Regions from separate parts of the Homo sapiens genome. Here regions 2 and 3 are each linked to region 1. Evidence: chromatin contacts called from ENCODE Hi-C or POLR2A ChIA-PET data. All regions are on one chromosome and are shown on one strand. Each heading gives the region's core, a stretch centred on a gene start or an enhancer-like site at or near the end of the contact. The rest is flanking DNA. Distances are from core to core; before and after follow the strand shown. Region 1 holds the start of UBE2R2 (ubiquitin conjugating enzyme E2 R2). Region 2 holds the start of SMIM27 (small integral membrane protein 27). Region 3 holds the start of MSMP (microseminoprotein, prostate associated).

Region 1 (3,218 bases), core at 469-2,968:
TATAAATCTAAAACTGTCCTTGGCTGGGCACAGTGGCTCACGCCAGTAATCCCAGCACTTTGGGAGGCTGAGGTGGACGGATCACCTGAGGTCAAGGGTTGGAGACCAGCCTCGCCAACATGGTGAAATCCCGTCTCTACTAAAAATACAAAAATTAGCTGGGCATGGCTGTGCACACCTGTGGTCCTGCTACTTGGGAGACTGAGGTTAGAGGATGGCTTAAGCCCAGGAGGTTACTGCTAGAGTGAGCTATAATCACTCTACTGTACTCCAGCCTGGGCAACAGAGTAAGACCCTGTCTCAATAAAAGGGGTGGGTAGTGGTGGTATCCAGAATACAGCTATGCCTTAAAGTTTTTTTCTTTCAAGTTTCTATGAATCATTAACCATGTGCCAGTCACTACGCTAAATGCTGTACATACATTTAATCATTACAATTGCTTGTGTTGGGTATAATTAATCCCCTTTTACAGAAGCTGATTAAACAGCCGGGTGTGGAGGCATGCACCTGTAGTCCTAGCTACTTGGGAGGCTGAGGTGGGAGAATCGCTTGAACCTGGGAGGCGGAGGTTGCAGTGGGCCATGATCGCGCCACTGTGCTACAGCCTGGGTGACAGAGCAAGACCCTGTCTCAAACAAAACAAAACCAAAAAACAAAAAACTGATGATACAGGGAGAAGTAATGGAACTAGGGTTGGAACCAAGATCTGTCTAGTTCCGAAACTGTGTGTGTAGAACTCTCACAATATTCTGGCTTTTCTAGGAAATGTTTTTTAGGCAGTTATCCTAGGACATGCCTTCCTAGGAGAAAGGAGTACTGTATTCTGAACCACGGGGGGACCAAAGACTGTCCCCACATCTCACTTCGGTTATGATTATCTCGAAAGTCCCTCAGTTCCAGGGTGGACATTCAAGCCACAAGCACCTATAGGGAACTTTGACCCCTAAGTTCAACCACAGTAGTTTATTTTACAAATGGCGAAGGCGAAGGGCAGCCTGAGCACTTGCCCCAAATCACAATGAGAAGGGCTAGAGACCCAGTTTGTTATTGTCTTTTTCCTCACAACTTCCTCTTTGTAGTTAAGAAGGGAAGCAGAAGCTGACCTTTTTGTCTCACCCCGTTTCTCACGTGGAACTGCCGCACCCAGGGTGAGTAACGTGCCAAAGGGCACACTTGCCTGTGGGCTGGCCTGCGGGAAGGTCTGTTCCCACCGAAAAGACCCACATTGTCAGCACATCCTAATCAAGTAGCTACTAAGTGGAGGGACCGCAGACTGGGTGTCACGGGGAGGGGCCTGCAGCGACCAGGCCCGTCCCAGGATGGCTGCGGAGGCCCCTGGATCCACAGTGGGGAGGGCCCCGAGAGCCGGGAGACCTGGGTTCCCTTCCCGGGCACGCCTTTGGAACTGCGGCGTCCAGCCGCACAACCGTCACTCTGGGGCCACGGCAATCCCTGCGCCCGCCCTTGGTCCCCGCTGCTTCTGGGATCTTTATGGGCGGGGGACACGCGCCAGCGTCACAAAGCGCCGCGACCGCGCGGGAGACCGAGAGGAGGCGTGGAAACGGGAGGAGGAGGAGGTGGTAGTGGAGGAGAGCCAGGCACGGTGGGGGGAGGGGAGGGAGGGGCACGCGCACGCGCGTCGGGCCGCCAGCCGCTGAGAGCCGCCCAGCACCCGGCGTGCGCCCCTCCTCCCTCTCTCCCTCCCTCCCTCCCTCCCTGCTTCTCGGCTCCGTTGCTCCCGCGGCGCGAGGCGCTCTCGCTCTCCTCCTCCTCCGCCGTCGCCCCTCCCCCCGCGCAGCCCCCGCCGCCACCGCCGCGAGACCCCCGCACGCCGCTCTCCCCCCACCCTCTCCTGCCCCGCGCGCCCTCCGGCCCCTGCGGCCCCCGAAGAGAACGAGAGGGCGAGCGAGCGCGGCGTTCCCGGGCCGGCCCGGCCCCCTCCCTTCACCATCGCCGGCCCTCCGCCGCCTTCCTCCGCTTCCACCTCCTCTCCCCCCCCCCAAGTTGAGGCCCCCTCCGGGGGGGGGAGGCCCGGGACCGGGACCCGTAGCGAATTCTCCTAACTCCCTCGACCTCTCCTCTCGCCCGGCCCGAGTGTGAGGAGAAGGGCCCGGCCCGGCCTGCGTCGTGTGTGAGGAGGACCCCGGGCGGGCCCACGGGCCGTGTGGGGCCTGGTCTGGCCCGCCGGGTGTGTGAAGACCGGGGCCCGGTGCTGCCCGGCCGGAGGGCGAGCGGAGGGGAGGGGCCTGGTCCGGCCCGGCCGGTGCGTGAGGACTGGGGCCCGGGCCCGGCGCCGCCGCCGCCGCCGCCGCCGCGATGGCCCAGCAGCAGATGACCAGCTCGCAGAAGGCCCTGATGCTCGAGCTGAAATCCCTGCAGGAGGAACCGGTGGAGGGCTTCCGGATCACCCTGGTGGACGAGTCCGACCTCTACAACTGGGAGGTGGCCATCTTCGGACCCCCCAACACCCTCTACGAAGGCGGCTACTTCAAGGTACCCTCACCCTCCTCCCGGACCCTGCTTCCGCGGCCGAGGCCTCCGGCTCCCCGCCGCTTTCTGCAGTTCCTGGGACCAGGAGTATGAGCACGGGCGAGTGGAGGGGGCTTCTCACCCGTGCAGCCCCCTCCCCCATCCCTGGAGGCAGGAAGGCCTTGCTCGCCGAGTGCCTTTTCTTTGTCATGGGGGCGGGGGCTCGGGCGGGGGCGGGAGGGCAGGCTGCACCGGGAAATCGGAGAGCCTCTCTGGTTAGGGTAGTGTCTACGGGCGGAGGAGGCCGCCTTTGTTTCCCCCGCTGAGGGTGGGTGGAAAGAGCGGTGGTCTATCTGTGCTTTTTCGTTCTCCGGTCGGAACCCCTCCCTGCGCAGGCTGGAACTGCCCCAGAGGGCAGGGTGACCTGCACCGACTGGATTGGACTTTTCTTTTTTGGGGGGTGGGGGTGGGGGTGGGGTGGGGGAGGGGCACCAGCTTGTCATTTCAGAAGCTGCCGAGTGCCCTGACATTTTGAGGATTTGTTGGGCATCTTGGGTAGTGGTAGTGCCAACTTTGCATTCCAATGGGTGGTGGTGAAGAATGGGACCCTAGGGGTGGTAAAAAAAAAAAAAAAAAAAAAAAGGGTGCCCGCGTCGTCTTGTCATTATCCATTTGGGGGAACTTTAACCCTCTTTCCGTTCACATTCTCTGCTTACCTCAGTCACTGGTTCTTTCAAAATGCCCTTTGT
Region 2 (3,002 bases), core at 117-2,616, 1.3 Mb before region 1:
TGCGACCCCTGTGACGCAAAGGGCTCATCACCAATGGCAGCTCGGAAGCAGGGCAGAGAGCGAGACCCACCCCCCAGCTCCCGCGCATCAAAACACAACACCCGCCTTCCTCACGCATGCGCAGCAGATGGACGCCGGCCTCGGGGGCGGGGCTCAGCGCACCGGCCCAAATGCGGCCCCTCCCCCGCCGCTCCAGACCCCGGAGGAGGGCAGCGCGACCCTCCCCATCTTGTTACTGGTACTCAGCCACTGGGGACACTGACTGAATGTTCGCCCCTAACTTACCCGGAAAACACGAGAACTAGTTCGATGTCGTTTCAACCTTACCAAACTCTGCGGAAACTTAGGAAATTATCTTTAGTGTCTAGATAGGGGAATTGTTAGATGGACTTGAAGTCTCTCACCTCCTGTTGTACGCCTCCCGGAAGCAACACCAGGAGTCCAACGGGATCCCAAACCAGAGCCCAACCAGTATCCTATAAAGTCTTCAGAGAGGGATCCCCTCCAGGCTGGGGAGAAACAGGACAACCTAACAAAACAGGGCCTGGACTCCTCCCTAAACAGACCACGTTTTTCTCCGCTCTTCCCCTTCCCACTCCCTGAAATCTAGACTAAAACTCTTTTAAGATAACTGCGAGGTATAAAGAACGTCTAGAGCCTAAGCGGCCCGTTGCCAGATTCTACTCCTCAGGCCTCAAATGTGAGCGCCCCAAACATTCTAGAGCTGAACCTGGTACGCTCGCCCACCAAACTGCCGTGCTCGGGGCTTAGTATCTCACGCGCGGCAGTTCAAGAACATCAGACACGCTCAACAAACACTTGTTGCTTGACTGATACATTATGGCGGGTAACGCGTCCCACGTATTTCTTCTTAGAGATATACATTACGCTATACGTTTCTGAAGAATGGCTCGATTTACAGGGGTTCCCACAACGATTTGTCACATATAAAAGAGTGGGTGGTATTTTTACGTCAAAGATGAACAGGCGAACGTCCATCTAAATCGTGTGGTATCAGATGCGGGGAGGCGTGGGGGAGGGAGCGGGGGAGAAAGCGTTAATTCTTCCAGCTTTAGAGCCAGACGTAATATTTAAAACGTGGATTGTTTTTCAAATTAACTTTTAAATGGACACGACAGCACCTTATCCTGCATTAATATTGCATTGCAACTAGAAAGAAAACCAGTGGAGGTACGCCTATCTCCTTAGTTGGCAAAAAAAAAAAAAAAAAAGCAATTTTTAACATTTTCTCGTTTATTCCCCTCTCTAAAAGGCGGGCAAGGCCCCCGATCACGTGATACCGCCCCCCAACTCCGGGCGGAAGAGGCCAGCGACAGCGCTGCACGAAGCGAGTGGGCGGGCGCTCGTGCCCGGCTAAAAGATGGCTGCTGGCGCCTGGCAGCCACCGCCTGGGAGGTTACTGTAAGGCCCGCAGCTCCCGCCAGCTCCCGCGGACTGCTGCCGCCTCCTTACCATGAAGCCAGTAAGTCGTCGCACGCTGGACTGGATTTATTCAGTGGTAAGTCCCGGGGATCGCGGGCCCCCACCGTGTCGACTCACTGGGCCCGCAGGCGGAAAGGCCCTATTTCTTCAGCACCCAGAAACTCCAAAATCCATTCCTGAATTAAGCATTTCACTCCCTCACCTCGACTCCGCCTCTTCCTGGAGGATACGATCTTCCGCTTCTTACGTAAGGGCTGCTGGGTGTACCCGCCACTGGAACCCCATTTATTCGACTTTGTTACTTTAATTCCCACCTTAGCAATGGCAACGGTAACCTGACGGGGGCGAGGGGAAATATCAGGTAGATTTCACACCTCCTTTGCGATTTTTGGTTTAGTTGCTGCTTGCCATCGTTTTAATCTCCTGGGGCTGCATCATCTATGCTTCGATGGTGTCTGCAAGACGACAGCTAAGGAAGAAATACCCAGACAAAATCTTTGGGACGAATGAAAATTTGTAACTCTTCTGGATTTAATTATCTGAAAATACAGTTCTTTCCCTCATGCTTATGTAGATATAAAAATAAAATTCATAATGCAAAGTTCCCAAGTTTATTTTTGCATTATCCTTTATAACAAGCACTAGTATGCAAATTTTTCACTTAGAGATTTTAGTATTTTACATTCTCATGACAAAATTAACAGCAACCTAAATCTGACAGTCTTGAGTGTCAGATCATAGTTGGAATAAGCTTTTCAATCAAGTTTCTAAATTCTTCAAAAATGATTCGGAAAGCTTTTTTTTTTTTTGAGACGGAGTCTTGCTCTGTCGCCCAGGCTCAGTGGCACTATCTCGGCTTACTGCAAGCTCCGCCTTCTGGGTTCACACCAATCTCGTGCCTCAGCCTCCGCAGTAGCTGGGACTACAGGAGCCCGCCACCACGCCCGGCTAATTTTTTTGTATTTTTAGTAGGGACGGGGTTTCACTGTGTTAGCCATGATGGTCTCGATCTCCTGACTTCGTGATCTGCCCGCCTCGGCCTCCCAAAGTGCTGGGATTACAGGCATGAGCCACTGCGCCTGGCCGGAAAGATTTCCTTAAAACAAAAGTGCATGGAATTGCTGTTCTTACATTTGTTTATTGTGATATTTCACTGTTGCATACCCTGATACCAAATTAGTGTAAGTACTGTGTAAGAAAAAAACAAACAAACATGTAACTAAATACTTTTCCATACCGTTTTCCAAGTCAAGAATGACCAGAAAAAGTAGGTAGTCTCTCATATTTGTTTAGCATGTCCACTTTTTACTTATTGTTAAATTACTCAGTCTCAAATTGTACAATGCTTGAAAACAGATATGACAATTTCTGAGATTAAACTTTATTAAAGTTACTTTTCCAGAAAATTCAGTAAATATGGTAATATAGGAACAAACTTAGGCTCATAAGCCTTTTAACTTTTTACATAATCTTTAATGATGTTGATCAGGAAATTCTTTCATTGGTGGAATTACTTCTCCAGTCTCCAGAATTGTATCACCCTAGGAAAACAAAGATAC
Region 3 (3,063 bases), core at 85-2,584, 1.9 Mb after region 1:
CCACTTTTTCCACCTGGGGTCCAATGTCGTGGACAGTGAGAGTCGGGCTTTCAGCTATAGCATTAATTTATTTGTTCAGAATACATTGGCAGCTGCTAGTGGTTTCCCTGGAAGTGGCAGCAGCAGTGAGCAGTCAGCAGATGGATGATCAGTTGAGTTTAGCTGGAGTGGGGAGCAGGAGCCCCAGGAACAGGGGTGTTGGCTGAGCCCCATTCTGGGTCAGGCCCTCCCCCTTTGCAGGGCAGCCGAGGGTCAGATTTTTGCACCAAGGAGAACTGGCAGGTTCCTGCCTCCTGACGTACCTCACACCCAGCCGGGAAGTCGATGGGATGCTGGGACCTGGGGAACCAAGGATAGGGGAAGGAGTCAGCACAGTGAAAGGCTGCCTTTATCCCTGCCCACATGTTCCCTCTCTCACAGTTTTCCCCCCACAGAGCCCCTTTCAGTGGCCCCTTGGTCCTCCTAACTAAGCTGTCACCTACCATATGTGGGCCTTTTTGTTTTATAACAGGAGTATTTTCTCTCCAGGTCCACCCCAACCTCCCCTGATTTATAGCCTGAAGCCTTATCTTTCACACTAGTGTTGGTCCCTTCAGGTTTGGCCCATCTTGTATTGCTCTTCTGTTCATTCTTACATCACAGCAATCTAGTCACTCCCTGGTCATCCCTCAGTCACTCATATCAGAGTCATTCTCTCTGGCCATCTTTGGTCACTCACGTGTCACAGCAGCCCACGCCAACAGGATGCAGACAGGTGCAATGGAAACAGTCCTTGCGGAGCCAAGACTCACCCAGGGTAAAATATTTCCCCTCATAGTGACAGGGGGCTAGGGAAGAACGGGAAATGTTAGTAGGTGTAGGAGTGCTGATGAGAGGCAGAGGCTCTTCTGGTCTGGGGTGGAGACAGTAAGTACGCACTATCCCCGTATTTAGTTTGTCTTTCCTGTTTCACAGCTGGAGGAAGCCTGGGTATTTTGACACGGGATCATCTGTAAGGCCCCATCCTCCCTGTGCCCTCTCTGCTGCTCCTCCATTCCTAACGCTTCACCCCACTTTACCTTGAGCTTGGAAGTAGCACTTGCTGTAGACTCCTGGGTGCTGGAGGAGTAGAGACATCACCAAGCAGATGATCCCCCAGCCTCCTAGGATCCCCTTGGCCTGTCCAGCCCAGAGCATCCTTAGGGCCATTGCTGCTGCACAGCCCTCTCAGACCCTTCTTGGCCTCTGCTCAGCTACTCTGGTCTTGACTCCTTGACTTTGCTTTGCGTTGCTCCTTGAGTCTTAGTTTCTGTCTTTCTCCCCTGGGCTCCTGTCTCACACTATCTCCCTGCCCTCTGCTCTCACAGGCTGGGGATGTTTATAAAGTGAGGACCCTGGCCCCCTGCTGAGTAGAGCTGGAAAAGTTGTAACTCTGTTTCCTGAGGTGAGGGCATGAAAACAAGAGGTCTAGCTTTAACAAGCTGTGAGAGCTGATTCATGCCCCGGCACAGCTAGAGGGAGGGAGGTGGCCATGGAGGGGGCACTGGACTGGGCACTTCCCCAGCAAGGAGGCAGGAGGGGCGAGGGCCCCCAGGTGGTCCCCAGATCTCTTCCCTGACCTGGAGAGAAGGAAGCATTCCACCTTCCCCCTTTCTCCCCCACTGCCACCACCAGGGGTGTGTATGCTGGGATCCCTGCCTGGACCGGAGGGAGGCATTTCCTGGGGATGGTTAATCCTGTGCCCCAGCCAAACCCAGGAGCTGCAATAGGGTGCGACGGCCAGAAGCTCCAGGAGAGTGAGCAGGCACCTGGAGTGGAGACTGTGTTTCCCTCAGATCCTAGGGCAGGGTTTCCCTAATGTATCCAAGAAATAGGGCTGCCCCTCAGAGATGGTGGGGAGGGTCTCTTTTCCTCAGGCATTCCAGAGGTGAACTGTCCATTGCTTATCACCTTCAAACATACAGCAGATGTGGGATCACCCCACATCTGGGGATGGTTCTTTCCCCTTTCAAAGAGGAGCATCTCTAAGTGCCCTGATGGGATGAATCACTCCAGGTTCACAGAGGTGTCCTCTCTTTCCTCCCATATATAATGGAGTGAGGTTTTTAGGAATTTATCATTTGGCATCCTCTGAGTTTCCCACAGGTTCTGGAGGAGCCCAGGATGGATTATTGAGAGCATGGGCTGTAGAGACAGTCTTCTTGGATTCAGATCCTGACTCCACTTAGCTATGTAACCTGGTCAGATTACTTCACCTCTCTGAGCCTGTTTCCTCATCTATAAATTGGGGATAGTAATGCCAACTCATTGGGCTGTTATGAGGATTACTGAGATAATGCGTGCAGTGCTCTTATCACCATCTCTGGTGCGTAAGCGTCAGGAAATAGCAGTTGCTGTGATTGGGGCTAAAGCTCTGAGGCAAAATGGGCGACATTATTTTCTTTGAATGACATTAAGCAGTTTGTGCATAGCTGAGGGCTTCTATTGGGGATGGCTGTCTCCTGGCATAGACCTCTGCACCTTTCACACTCATACTCCTTGTCAGCAGTCCCCAACCTTTTTGGTACCAGGGACCGGTTTTGTGGAAAACAATTTTTCCACCAGTGGATGGAGGGGGATAGCAGCGGGGAGATGATTTTGGGATGAAACTGTTTCATCTCAGATCATCAGGCATTAGATTCTCATAAGGAGTGTGCAATCTAGATCCCTTGCATGCGGAGTTCACAGTGGGGTTTGCACTCCTGTGAGAATCTAATGCCTCTGCTGATCTGCCAGGAGGAGGAGCTCAGGCGGTAATGCTCACTCGCCTGCCGCCCACCTCCTGCTTTGTGCTCCCGCTTCCTAACAGGCCACAGACTGGTACTGGCCTGTGGCCTGGGGGATGGAGACCCCTAATCCATGTCACCTTTCCCACCTCTTTCAAAAACAGGTACCTCCAGGAACATTTTGGTTTTGGCCCTTGTATTGACTTCTGAATGTCTAGTTTGAGAAACTGTTCCCAATAAGCCTTCTTCCCCCAGATCTGCACCCTCGCCTCTACCCTAGGACAAGATGTCCTTTTCTCATCATCCTGCCAGGCTAACT

Evidence for each region. Hi-C counts contacts between places; a loop is a spot of excess contacts on that map. ChIA-PET counts read pairs that join two places held with the same protein, here RNA polymerase II (POLR2A). Pooled maps may share reads with other maps.
Region 2: a loop to region 1 is called in a map of CD8-positive, alpha-beta T cell, with 22 times the contacts of the local background. The contact joins the promoter of SMIM27 here to the promoter of UBE2R2 in region 1. A Hi-C loop is called at or near these places in 2 of 168 maps with a recorded cell type or tissue (CD8-positive, alpha-beta T cell and naive thymus-derived CD4-positive, alpha-beta T cell), 1 of 37 single-sample maps with no recorded cell type and 13 of 50 pooled maps. POLR2A ChIA-PET finds 5 or more read pairs at or near these places in 1 of 52 experiments (AG04449).
Region 3: a loop to region 1 is called in a map with no recorded cell type, with 14 times the contacts of the local background. The contact joins the promoter of MSMP here to the promoter of UBE2R2 in region 1. A Hi-C loop is called at or near these places in 1 of 37 single-sample maps with no recorded cell type and 5 of 50 pooled maps. POLR2A ChIA-PET finds 5 or more read pairs at or near these places in 1 of 52 experiments (GM10248).

What each region holds. Positions count from the first base shown.
Region 1 is chr9:33,815,442-33,818,659 of GRCh38, forward strand. It overlaps UBE2R2 (ubiquitin conjugating enzyme E2 R2), which reads left to right and starts at 1,719. Exons shown (of 5, transcript NM_017811.4): 1 at 1,719-2,493. The coding sequence starts at 2,317. UBE2R2-AS1 (UBE2R2 antisense RNA 1) reads right to left here. Exons shown (of 5, transcript NR_170204.1): 1 at 3,186-3,218. RefSeq lists an enhancer at 1,229-1,318 and silencers at 1,609-1,708, 1,889-2,098, 2,169-2,338.
Region 2 is chr9:32,550,961-32,553,962 of GRCh38, forward strand. SMIM27 (small integral membrane protein 27) reads left to right here and starts at 1,367. Exons shown (of 2, transcript NM_001387564.1): 1 at 1,367-1,519; 2 at 1,841-2,047. The coding sequence starts at 1,475. The coding sequence ends at 1,963. It overlaps TOPORS (TOP1 binding arginine/serine rich protein, E3 ubiquitin ligase), which reads right to left and starts at 1,626. Exons shown (of 3, transcript NM_005802.5): 1 at 1,474-1,626; 2 at 1-8. The coding sequence starts at 1,476. NDUFB6 (NADH:ubiquinone oxidoreductase subunit B6) reads right to left here. Exons shown (of 4, transcript NM_002493.5): 4 at 2,041-2,984. The coding sequence ends at 2,916. RefSeq lists a silencer at 187-406 and enhancers at 686-1,400, 1,047-1,256, 1,267-1,596, 1,401-2,114.
Region 3 is chr9:35,752,942-35,756,004 of GRCh38, forward strand. It overlaps MSMP (microseminoprotein, prostate associated), which reads right to left and starts at 1,335. Exons shown (of 3, transcript NM_001044264.3): 1 at 1,059-1,335; 2 at 719-827; 3 at 49-339. The coding sequence starts at 1,188. The coding sequence ends at 159. RGP1 (RGP1 partner of RAB6A GEF complex) reads left to right here. Exons shown (of 9, transcript NM_001080496.3): 9 at 1-3,063. RefSeq lists an enhancer at 1-1,148.